Linked DNA regions of Homo sapiens: region 2 is linked to region 1. The links are chromatin loops, found by intact Hi-C in ENCODE. Cell type or tissue: Caco-2. All regions are shown on one strand. Each heading gives the region's core, and the rest is flanking DNA. Links, peaks and the distances in the headings are about the cores only. Region 1 overlaps ARHGAP6 (Rho GTPase activating protein 6). Region 2 overlaps ARHGAP6 (Rho GTPase activating protein 6).

Region 1 (5,386 bases), core at 248-5,247:
AAAGTAGGGAAAGGAAGATCCAAACAACACATTCTGACTCAAGTATTGAGTGCCAAACCACTGTACCATACTGCCTTTATTTAATTAAAAGGACAGTTAAAGGGGGCTGGAAAGGCTACCTGGTGGGAGTTGGGGTTGTAGAGAAATATCTGGACTATCAAGGGGCATCAGATATATTTTTGGGGTGATGGAAATGTTTAGCTATTGTTTTGTGGTGGTCGTTTCACAACAATTATCAAAATTCATCCATTTGTACACTTGAAATGGATGCAGTTTATTAAACTATTGCTCAATAAAATGAACTTTGAAAAGGGGTTCTGGAAAGATTAGCTTGCATATACTGAAATCACCAGTTTCATTCACCCCAATTACCCTACAGAACATCTGTCTTTAATTACTCAAGTTTCTAATTCATGGGCCAAGTGTGAGTTCTGTATTTTGTCTTAACTCCCTTACTTTTCCTTGAGGTGTGACTTACATGGTCTATTTAATATGTGACCATTCACAGACTTCAGCCCTAGGTTGTGCATTTAATAGTGAGTAGCCAATGAATTAGTGTTAAAAAAAAAGTGTTATAGTTGATCCTTGTTCACTGCTTTTGATAGGCAGAATTAAAAGATGGCCTGCAAGATTCCCATCCCCTGGTATATACACCTGGTATAACCCCTTCCCATGTGAGTGTAGGCAGGACCTGGGAATATGATGGAACAGTCTGCCCCTTGATTAGGTTACCTTCTGTGGCAAAGGTGATGGGATGTTGCTCCTATGATTATATTACAGTGTGTAAGACTCCATAGTAGCCTACAGGAGAGAGATGCTCCTGCTGGCCTTTGAGAAGTAAGTTGCCAGATTGTGAGAGGGCCTGTGAGATGGTCACATGGCAAGGAACTTCAAGGGGACTCTAGGAGCACAGTGCAACCCCTGGCTGACAGCTGGCAAGAAAAGGGTATCTTATTTCTGCAATGGTAAGAAGCTAGATTTTGCCATCAACATGAGCTTGGAAGAGGATCCTGAGCTGAAGATGAGACAGCAGCCCTGGCTGATACGTTCACTTAGGGTCATAGGACCCTTGTATGACCCTGTATGATCCTGAGTGCAGGATCCAGTTAGGTGTTCCTGGCCTCCTGACCCACAGAAACTGTGGGATAATGTATGTGTGCTATTTTAAGCCACTAGGTGGTACTCTCTTATGCAGCCAAAACAATTGAATATACTGCTCCTTAAAAAGATCCAGTCATTCATTTAACATTTATTGAGATCCTGCTGTGTGTACCACTCCAGAATAGCTTCCTCAGGCTGGAATTTTCCACCGTACTTCCCTTGGTTGGACCTAATTATATTTAAGTGCCTCCTCCTGCATTGTTTGTGCAGTTTACCACAGTCCTAGGAGCTAGACTACCTGGGTTCAAATCCCAGTTCTACTGTTTACTAGCTGTGTGACTACAGGTAGATTATTACTTCTGTGTGCCTGTTTCCTCATTTGTAAAGTGAGAATAATAATGGTGTCTACTCCACTCAAATGAGCTTATTTATTAGTCAGGTAAGGTTATGCTGGGGTAACAAATTAACCATGGAGCCTCACTGGCTTAATGCAATGGAAACATATTTTTCAGTGATGCTGTGGGTTTTCGGGGGCTCTACTTCTTGTAGTTACTAATGGACTCCAGCTGAGCGAGGGTCCTCCAAACTGAGATGCCACCATCTTAACAGATTGCTTAGACAGAGCTGGAGGGTCATTTACTTTCTTGGCCAGAAAGTAATACATGCTACTTCCATTCACAGTCCATGCTGCAAAACCAGTCAAGTGATCTCACGTAACTCAAGCTGGTTGGGAAGAGACAAACAAAGAAGGAGCCCACCCTGTGGAAATCTTTTCATATACAGAGAAGAGCCAGTATACAGGCTGTGGGGAAGGAATTACTGACATGTTCACGAAAGAGTAAGAAGCTCAGTGTGACAGTTGTGTGGTGACTAAGGACAAGAGTTATAGAAGAAATCATTGGAGAGATAGGGAGGGGCAAGATCACACAGAGTGAGCAAAAGCAAGAGAGTGAGAGAGACAGAAAGTGCTGTCTGGGTCACCTCTTAGACTCGTAGCCACACAAAGGGGGGAGCTATCTGTGTTTGTCACTTCTATCCCCCAAGTGCCTAACACACTTGCTGGACACTCAGTAGAACCTCAGACACTTTGTTTACTGAATGAATACATGAATGAGGTGGTGGGGTTGACATACTTGTCTCTCTGAATTTCATTCCCCGGGCCTCTCTCCAAGGTACGGACTGCTTCTTGACCATCACAACGAAGCTTTGGAAACATATTTCAGGGATGATGAAGCAAACATTATCTTGTGTACAAGACAGTTCAGCAGAACATTATCAAGGAAACCACATTCCTATCTTGTAGGCTAAGGATGGAGCTGAAAGATGTGACTGGACTTTAGACTTCCTGCAGGCAGCAACTCTTCCCCACTGCAGCCTCTGCTGGCTGAGAAACAGGGGCCTCTCTCAAGAAGAAGCATATCAGATCTGACCAGAGACTGGCCAGAAAGAACACCCTGCAGACTGCCTGAAGCCCAGGGCTAGGAGGGAGGCTGAAGGAGGGACAATAGCATCTCTGGAAGTCAAAATATTTTCTTTTACCCAGCTGCCAACTTGCAGAGAAGGAAATTAAAGCAAGGCTGCTTTCCTAATTTAGAGCGAGGATATTTTCCATATTTTTGTAGAGATATTTTATTTATGAGACACAAAAGGAACCAGGGGATACAGATAGTAAGAGTGTCTACTGGCCTTTTAATGCACGGTAGGCTGCACATTTCCTTCTTGTGCTTTAGAAATAGGTTCAATAAAAGAAAGTCCAACTTGTGAAATCACACACATCTAATTCTCTTTGAGATTTAAGGCCACAAGTTGTGACCTGAGCTGAGTCACAGCTGGGTCGAAGGGAACTGCCTCATCTCTTCTCCACCCACGACAATGCCCTCTCCATCAAAAAATATCTAACTGTGTTTGTCCCAGATTAACAGCAAGCCTTGGGATGATGTGGGAAAGCGACCTTTGCATTGTTTGTACAGTGTAGTAATGGCGTCCTTGTGTTTCCTCCATCCCAACTGTCTGAAAACACTTTCCAAATTTATTTCAGCTGTGGTTAAGGAATAACAGAATAGAAACATAGCAGCGATTTTGTAGTTTAATGACTCAATCAAGAAAGAAAACATTACCATCGTGCTGTGTTTGACAATTCACTCCAAATCGATTAATTTGATTTTTATAATGAGATTTGGGATAACATTCTGATTCTCCAAATCTTAGAAAGCAGCCATTTCATCCCTCAAATCCAATATAAAGGCTTTACCTGCATGGGATTCAAATTTATAATGTTGTGTGGTAAGGATTCTATGATGCATTTGCTTCCAACTTTTAAACTCAAATACCTATGGTGACACCATCAAAGCTAAAAAGTGTGAGCAAAAACTGGACCTCTGCCAGCACTTTGCTAGACTGTCACAGGCGTTTCCACTAACTGCATGGCTGACTGAAATGGCTTTTAAAAGGTAGTGGCGAGACCCTTGAAAGTACTTGAGTGTATTCTTGTATCTCTCCTCTTGCAGTCTGCCCCATGGCTGAGAAATGCAGTCTGTCCCAGCCAGAAATCTGGGTATCCATCTTTTTACTTTATGATTCCTTTTAGGTGTCTCCCATTAGCATTGGTGGATTTCTCTCTTTCTGCATCCAGTACAGAACTGCAGGATCCAAAGATCACCTGAGCAGAGTGGAAGGTGGTGTTGGAGGAGTAGGGAGACCTCACTATACAGTGAAGTTACGTAACGTGCAAATATATCTACCTTGAATTCAACTATGGGTGTTCTGGAAAAGGTGTGGGTGGGGCGTGTGGAGAGGGAGGATGGAGGGAAAAATGGGAGAATGCCTATGAAAAAACATAATTCAACTATTGTGGTTTTCTGTTGTTGTTGTTGTTCTTTCATTTGTTTGTTTGTTGATACAGGGTCTCACTCTGTCACCCAGGCTGGAGTGCAGTGGCACGATCATGGCTCACTGTAGCCTCAAACTTCTGGGCTCAAGTGATCCTCCTGCCTCAGCCTTCCAAGTAGCTGGGACTACAGGCACTAACCACCATACCTGGCTAACTTTTTGATTTTTTGTAGAGATGGGGTCTCATTATCTTACCCAGGCTGGTGTCATGAACTCCTGGACTCAAGAAATCCCTTTGCCTTGGCCTCTCAAAGTGCTGGGATTACAGGTGTGAGCCACTGAACCCAGCCTGTAATTCAAACATTTGATTACATGCTACATTGCACTCATGAGTGTGTCCCCCTGGGAGTGCACATAACTTTGAAAATGTGATTCCATTAAAGTCATCACAACTGCCTGTTCAGTCGGTGTCTGTCTTTGCGTGCTTCCCACAGACAGCACCTCACTAAGCTAAACTATGAACCGCATTTAGTGTTCGAAGTCATACATTCTTTAAATACAACATGGCCTTCAATTATAAGTCAACTGCTTCGTAGTTGGCTGCCAAAGCAACAGCCATCTTAAACCATGAAATGCCCTTCAGAAGAAAGACATGTGCTAGGAAGATGGAGGAGGGAGCTTGAAGAAACCTGGGTCCCAGGTAAATGTGAAGTCACTATTCCAGTCTCATCTAAATCAGAAAATAATAACTTCCTATCTTTTTCAGCTATGGTTACTTTGAGTTTTTGGATAGATGCGGCTAAACCTCATCCTCATCTACACATTGTTTACATGCAAAATGAATTCCACCTTGAGATATAATATAAGAAGCATGCCCTCTTTGTGGCTGAATATAAACCACAGTGGAACTTTCTCCAAAAAAGGAATATTTACAAAGCTATTCCCTTACCTCCAGGTAAGCAGAAATTATTTAATATTTTATTTTAAAAGAAATCACTGCATTCAATACAATGTATCTTGCTGAGCTTTTCTTGATCGGCATTTTAAGCTCATATGATTAATTTTTCTGACTTTCTGAAGCACATAGACATGAAAACTGAAACTAAGTCACAGATAAACAAGGAGTACACACAAGGATGTATCAAAAGGCAAAGAAAAAAGTATCCTAACACTCAAACAAATATTCATAAACTGTAATTACAGGGGAAAAGGCACAGGATGTTCCTGCCTGTTTATAAAGATTAACAAACCTTGGCCAAACCCTTCTTCTTTTCCTTATCTCCAGTAATTGCCAAGCAAGTTCAACTGCAAAGCTAAAGAATGTGCCAATCTCTTCTTTCAAGACTTTATTCCTCTTTGTTTTCACTGCTCATTTTCTTCAATACGTCATCACAAGTTCCTTAGACCTACCTTTAGATAAAATGCTTCTGTTTCCTTAACTATAATGAGCTTCATG
Region 2 (5,386 bases), core at 107-5,106, 66 kb after region 1:
TGAGTGAATACATTGTTCTGCTTTATCATTGCACAACTTTCTCATCCAATAAATTAATCTAATTTATATTTTATAGTTCAGTCCAAAGAAAATGCCCAAATAAAGATGCTAGGAGTGGAGCACTGAAGGACAGCAGTTATTCACCATGTACTGTGTACAAAAACCTATCAATTCTTTATTTATAATGACCAAAATTTACAGAGGAAAAAATCTACGTAAGCATAATTAATTTACGTCAGGCTCTATTTACCCATGTTGTTAGTAACCACATGGGCCCCTCCATGAAGAACTGATATTAACCAGGCTCACCAACCTGCTTATCCTCAAAAGGCTGGACTAATTCTCAAGGCACTGAGGATCAGAAAAGTAACAGAGAGCTAATCTTTTCTGGTATTGATACCTATGGCAGGGTTCAAAAATATAAAATTCCTTAGTCCATTTCTTAACATTGAGTTCTCCCAGAAGCAGAGAGTGAGATAAGAATTTGCATGCAAGCAGTTTAATTGGGAGAAGATCCCAGGAAGCACTGGGAAAGGATGAAAGTGAGACGAGGAAGGGAAGGTGACCAATTCAAATGCATTAATGAGCTGGTGACTACTGTGGGCACCTGGGACTTAGTCCTTCTGGGGGCCTCTGGGAGATTGGGTAAAGCTTCACTCTGAGTCATCCCACTCAAAGGGCAAGGAAGCTGGTTGTGTTAAGTGTTGCTTTCTAGGTGTAACCACTTCCAGACTTCCCTGCTGTCCTACTGTCAGCTGTACATGAGTAGGGAGAGGTGGCAGAGAAAGCCATCAAGTCAAAAGTTGCCAATGTTTGTAGTATAAAGCCTTCAGGCTGAAGCAGGCAGGACACCAGAAGCACCTGCTGTGGCTGAGAATTAAATCACTGACCCTCCCCTCCCCTCACCTTGCATTTCTCCCCAGCTTCAGTAGTTGTTTTCCTTTGGGTTCATTTCTACATTCAGGGAAAGAAATTTCATTCATCTTGGGTCTATCTCTAAGATTTAATTTCTCTAATTTATAGATTCCCAACTTGTGGGACATGACTGCTTTGAGGTGGTAGTGGGAGAGCCTCAAATTATATAAGGGAATCCTCCAATCTATTTGCACACTCAACATCATTTCTAGAATAAATAATTTATCTGAAGGTATGTTTTACTGTCTTTCATATGCTGTTAGATGCTACTTGTGTTGTGAAAATTATATATGAATTCATTTTGATTGACAAATTAATTTGCTAATTTCTGTCATTATATTATATCAGACAACTAAAATTACCATGCTTAGTAATTCTAACTATGAGAGGTTAAAATGGAGGAGAGGTGTCCATAATTTAAAAGTTTAGAAACCATTGATATAATGGTTGGAAAACACTAAAGGAGAATTAGTCCTAATGATGCTTTGCTAATATGAGGAGTGTGTGTGTGTGTGTGTGTGTGTGTGTGTGTGTGTGTGTGTGTGTGTCTTTTAGTCCATCTGCTTCCAAAGTATTATTAAATGTCACTTAAGATTACACTGATATGTTTAAGTGTCTAGGCTCCAGAGTTAAATTTGATCTTGAATCTTACCTCTCTGACTCAAGTAGCTGTTTGAACCTAGACAAATGACTTAACTTCTTCAAGCCTGAGTTTCCATATCTGTAAAACAAGCTTTTTAATATATCCTTCTTCTATGAGTGTTGTAAAGTTCAAGTGAGATATATGTATAAAGATTTCAAATACGAATTAACCAATTGTTGCCAGGCACAGTGGCTCACACTTGTAATCCCAGCACTTTGGGAGGCTGAGATGGGTGGATCACAAGGTCAGGAGTTGGAGACCAGCCTGGGCAACATGGCGAAACCTTGTCTCTATTAAAAATACAAAAATTAGCCGGGTGTGGTGGCACACGCCTATAGTACCAGCTACTTGGAAGGCTGAGGCAGGAGAATTGCTTGAACCCGGGAGGTGGAGGTTGCAGTGAGCCAAGATTGTGCCACTGCACTCCAGCCTGGGCGACAGAGCGAGATTCCATCTCAAAAAATAAAAAGAAAAGAAAAGAAAAAAGAATTAACCAATTGTCTGCTGCATCTTTTTTATCTGTTCCCACATCTTTTTATCAATGACACTAGATTAGGGTTGCCAGACAGAATACAGGTCACTCAGTTAAATTTGACTTTCAGATAATAAATGAATATTTTTAGCATAAATATGTCCCAAATATTGCATGGTTCTAGATGGGTTGGGGAAAACATGATTTTAGAAACCCTGGAATTTTCAACCTTATTTTGCATTATGGTCTTTTCAAAGCATTGCATGGGATCTACTTATAAATACCACATGGAATATACTGTAAAAATATTTGTTTTTCTGAAATTCAAATGTAACTGAGTGATTTGCTAAATCTGGCAATTAGTTACATTAGCTGAATATGCCTAATCACAGAGGTGGTCAAAAGGCTTAAGGACTTGTGGATACAAGTTTCAGTTCAGTTTTTATAAATTCCATTAAAATTTTCGATAAGTATGGCTGGATTCCTTTTAGGAAACGTAGTCTAAAGATTCACATTCTTTTATGAGCAATCGCTACAGAACAAGGGCCCCAAATTCTGTGTGTGTCTGTGTTTCTTTTAGTCCATCTGCTTCCAAAGTCTTATTAAATTCAACTTAAACTACACTGAGCTATTGATTGAACTATTTATTCTACCAATAGACAATACCTATGGTGCTTTTCTGTGGCACGTTTAGATAAAATATTTGCTAACCTTTCAGCACAGAGGGAGATGAAGCCCTGCTAGTGAAGTCCAGCTTACCAAGGGCATATGTTATATATTCCCCTTTTATTCTGGCATACTTCTGATTTAGCCCAGATGCTGTGTAGATTCTACCGATTCTTGCATTTCGCTGCCTACCTTTTACCAAAAGGGTTGCCTAGCAGGGTCCACAGGGTTTCCAAATGCAGGAAACTATAGCAAAGGTTGCTTGTCCTTTTAATCCACAGACTGTTATCAATGCAGATTCTTTGAATGCTTTGAAAAGACCACAATGGACAATGAGGTTGTAAATTTCAAGGCTTCTAAAAAACATATTTCCCCAGCCCTCCTAGAATTGAACCAGTTACAACAAGATCTTTATGCAACAGGGCCCAGATTCTGGACACTAATAGCTTTGCCCCTGGGTGAAGTAGGCCAGGTTTCCTTAAGCAAAGGCCGCTATTAAGCTTTTGGGTTCTCCACCAGGTCTCCAAGGCATCCATGCATGCATAAACAAACAACCCGAAACTCAGCCTTTCCTGTACCCATGTGTAAGCTTAATGGCTTATATTACCAAAACATTACTAAAACCAACCCAGAAATAAAAGAAAATGGATGTCAAATCAGTGTAACTGTCAGTGGAGTGGTTGTCATTCTAGACTTTCTATCCCTGAAAGAAGTTGGATAGAGCAAGAAACATCTGTGTGTGCTTCTGATGTCACACACACAATCTCCCTCTCCCCCATCTACTTTTACTTTTCTCAGGCCCTTGCTGCAAGGGAAATCTCTCGAGTCTTTAGTGTAATGTCTGGAACATAGTAAGTGCTTGATAAATGCCAGCTATCAGCACTATTAACAGGCACTGTCACCTGGTTTAAGGTCAGTTCGACTCCAAGCTAAATTCTCAGTGTTCCCTATAGTTTAGGCTTTGTGGGACTAAAGGCAGTGCACGAATCATGCTCTAGAGCAGTGTTTCTCAAATGACCTGTATTGAAAGACAAGGTTTGCTTGTTTGTTTCCAATCCATTGCAGAATCATACTTTTGTAAAATGTAATAAAAATAAAATAAATTACTAAAAAGGGGTGGAGGGAAGCACATGAAACACAAGCCCAGTTTTAAAAATTAGGTTCAATAGATATAAAATTATGGTGCCAAATTTCTATAAAAGTTTCTAAATGTTTACTCTTGCTTGATTTGCATATATCCTTACAGACCTGCAAGGACTATCTAAGAATTGGCACTGGTCCGGGGACCATACTTTGAGTAGCATGGATCTAAAGATCATTAAACATGCATTTCACTATTGAAAACATAGGCTCTTGAAATGGAATAATATGATTATTTTAATCAGTGAGTAAACTGACACCTTGTTCTTTTATTAATAAGAGAAGAATAACTCTGATAAGTCAAAGTAATATATGCAGTATGAAAATTTAATGATATTTTCCCCAGTAGATTAAATTTCTAATTATGTGGTATTTAGGCTAATGTTAAAATCTGTATTTTCCTTAGTACACAGGCCATCAACAAGTGGAGGTGTCTGCTCAGGAAATACAACTTATTTCTGTCAAAAATATATTGTGAATAATACAATGTATATGCAGTGTATAATACTCTCCAAAGAAGGACAAAAATCAGGAAAACTACAATAGGTATGGATTTGCCACTTCAGAAAGCCACTGCCTTACCTGGATATGGCTCTCTCAAGTTTACAAGACTGTGGCATTAAACCATACTGTGTCTGAATACCTTTCCCATCCCCATCTACCAAGGAAAATTCTGCTGATCTTACAAGACCCAGATCAAGAGTTACCTCTTGAGTGCATTCTCAACATTCATTCATCCATTCATTCGTCATTCACACTCATCCATCCAACAAAAGTGTATTGCCTACCCTACAATATGCCAAGCTGGAGATGGCACATGGTGGTGTAGGTGCTACAGATACAACATTGAACAAACCATGGTTCCTACCTTTTTAGAGTTTGTGTTCTAATGGTGAGAAAGGAGAGAAAAACAAATTAAATATATTCATAATATTGTGTTTGGTAAGTGAAAACTGTTATAAAGCAAAGTAAAACACGGACTCAACTTGCTATCTTCATCTAAACCACAGAACACAGAAAGTACTTTGACAGACTATATTCTCAATTTTCCCAAGGATGATGCACAGCTATTACCATTCTCGATACATACGAGAGAAGTTAATTCATTGCATACAATGGATGCCTTAGGGAATGACATCTTAATTTGCAGACTGAGAGAGGGTGAAATAGAGAGTAACTGAGGTGCTATTTTAGATAATGTACTCTGAGTGGCCTCTGTAAGAATTGTACAAGGGAGCAGAGATCTTTTTTTAAAAATCCTTGAGCATGAGCCATGTGGATAACTAAGGGAAAAACACTTCAGGCAAGAAAACGAAATTCAAATTCCCCAAAACATAGAGAACTTGTTGAGTCTGAGGAACAGCTGGGGGAGGCCTATGTAACTGGAATGGAATGAGTGAAGTGCCAAGTACTGGGAGAAAAGGACAGCAGGTCAGGGTTGTCAGTAGAGGGTGCTCCTACCAAGCCTTATTAGACTGTCACTTTGCAGTTCAATTATAGCATAATCATACTATTTTTCTTCAGTTAGCAATAGGTTGTTTGAAGGCAGA

The links. Hi-C counts contacts between places; a loop is a spot of excess contacts. Peaks named below come from ENCODE experiments on the same cell type or tissue, not always from the same donor. Only the 100,000 strongest peaks of a DNase experiment are listed, where the experiment ranks them.
Region 2: it touches region 1 in a loop (9-fold over the local background); 6 of 110 quality-filtered maps call a loop at or near these places.

Annotation. Positions count from the first base shown.
Region 1 is chrX:11,459,361-11,464,746 of GRCh38, forward strand. All of the region lies in intron 1 of ARHGAP6 (Rho GTPase activating protein 6), which reads right to left. Among named protein-coding and RNA genes, the nearest start is that of MIR548AX, 140 kb to the left of the region's middle. RefSeq lists an enhancer at 2,851-2,995 and a cis regulatory region at 2,918-2,928. In Caco-2, for the core only: no CTCF peak of the experiment used is centred there; DNase peaks (open chromatin) are centred at 2,471 and 3,001.
Region 2 is chrX:11,525,597-11,530,982 of GRCh38, forward strand. All of the region lies in intron 1 of ARHGAP6 (Rho GTPase activating protein 6), which reads right to left. Among named protein-coding and RNA genes, the nearest start is that of ARHGAP6, 140 kb to the right of the region's middle. In Caco-2, for the core only: no CTCF peak of the experiment used is centred there; no DNase peak of the experiment used is centred there.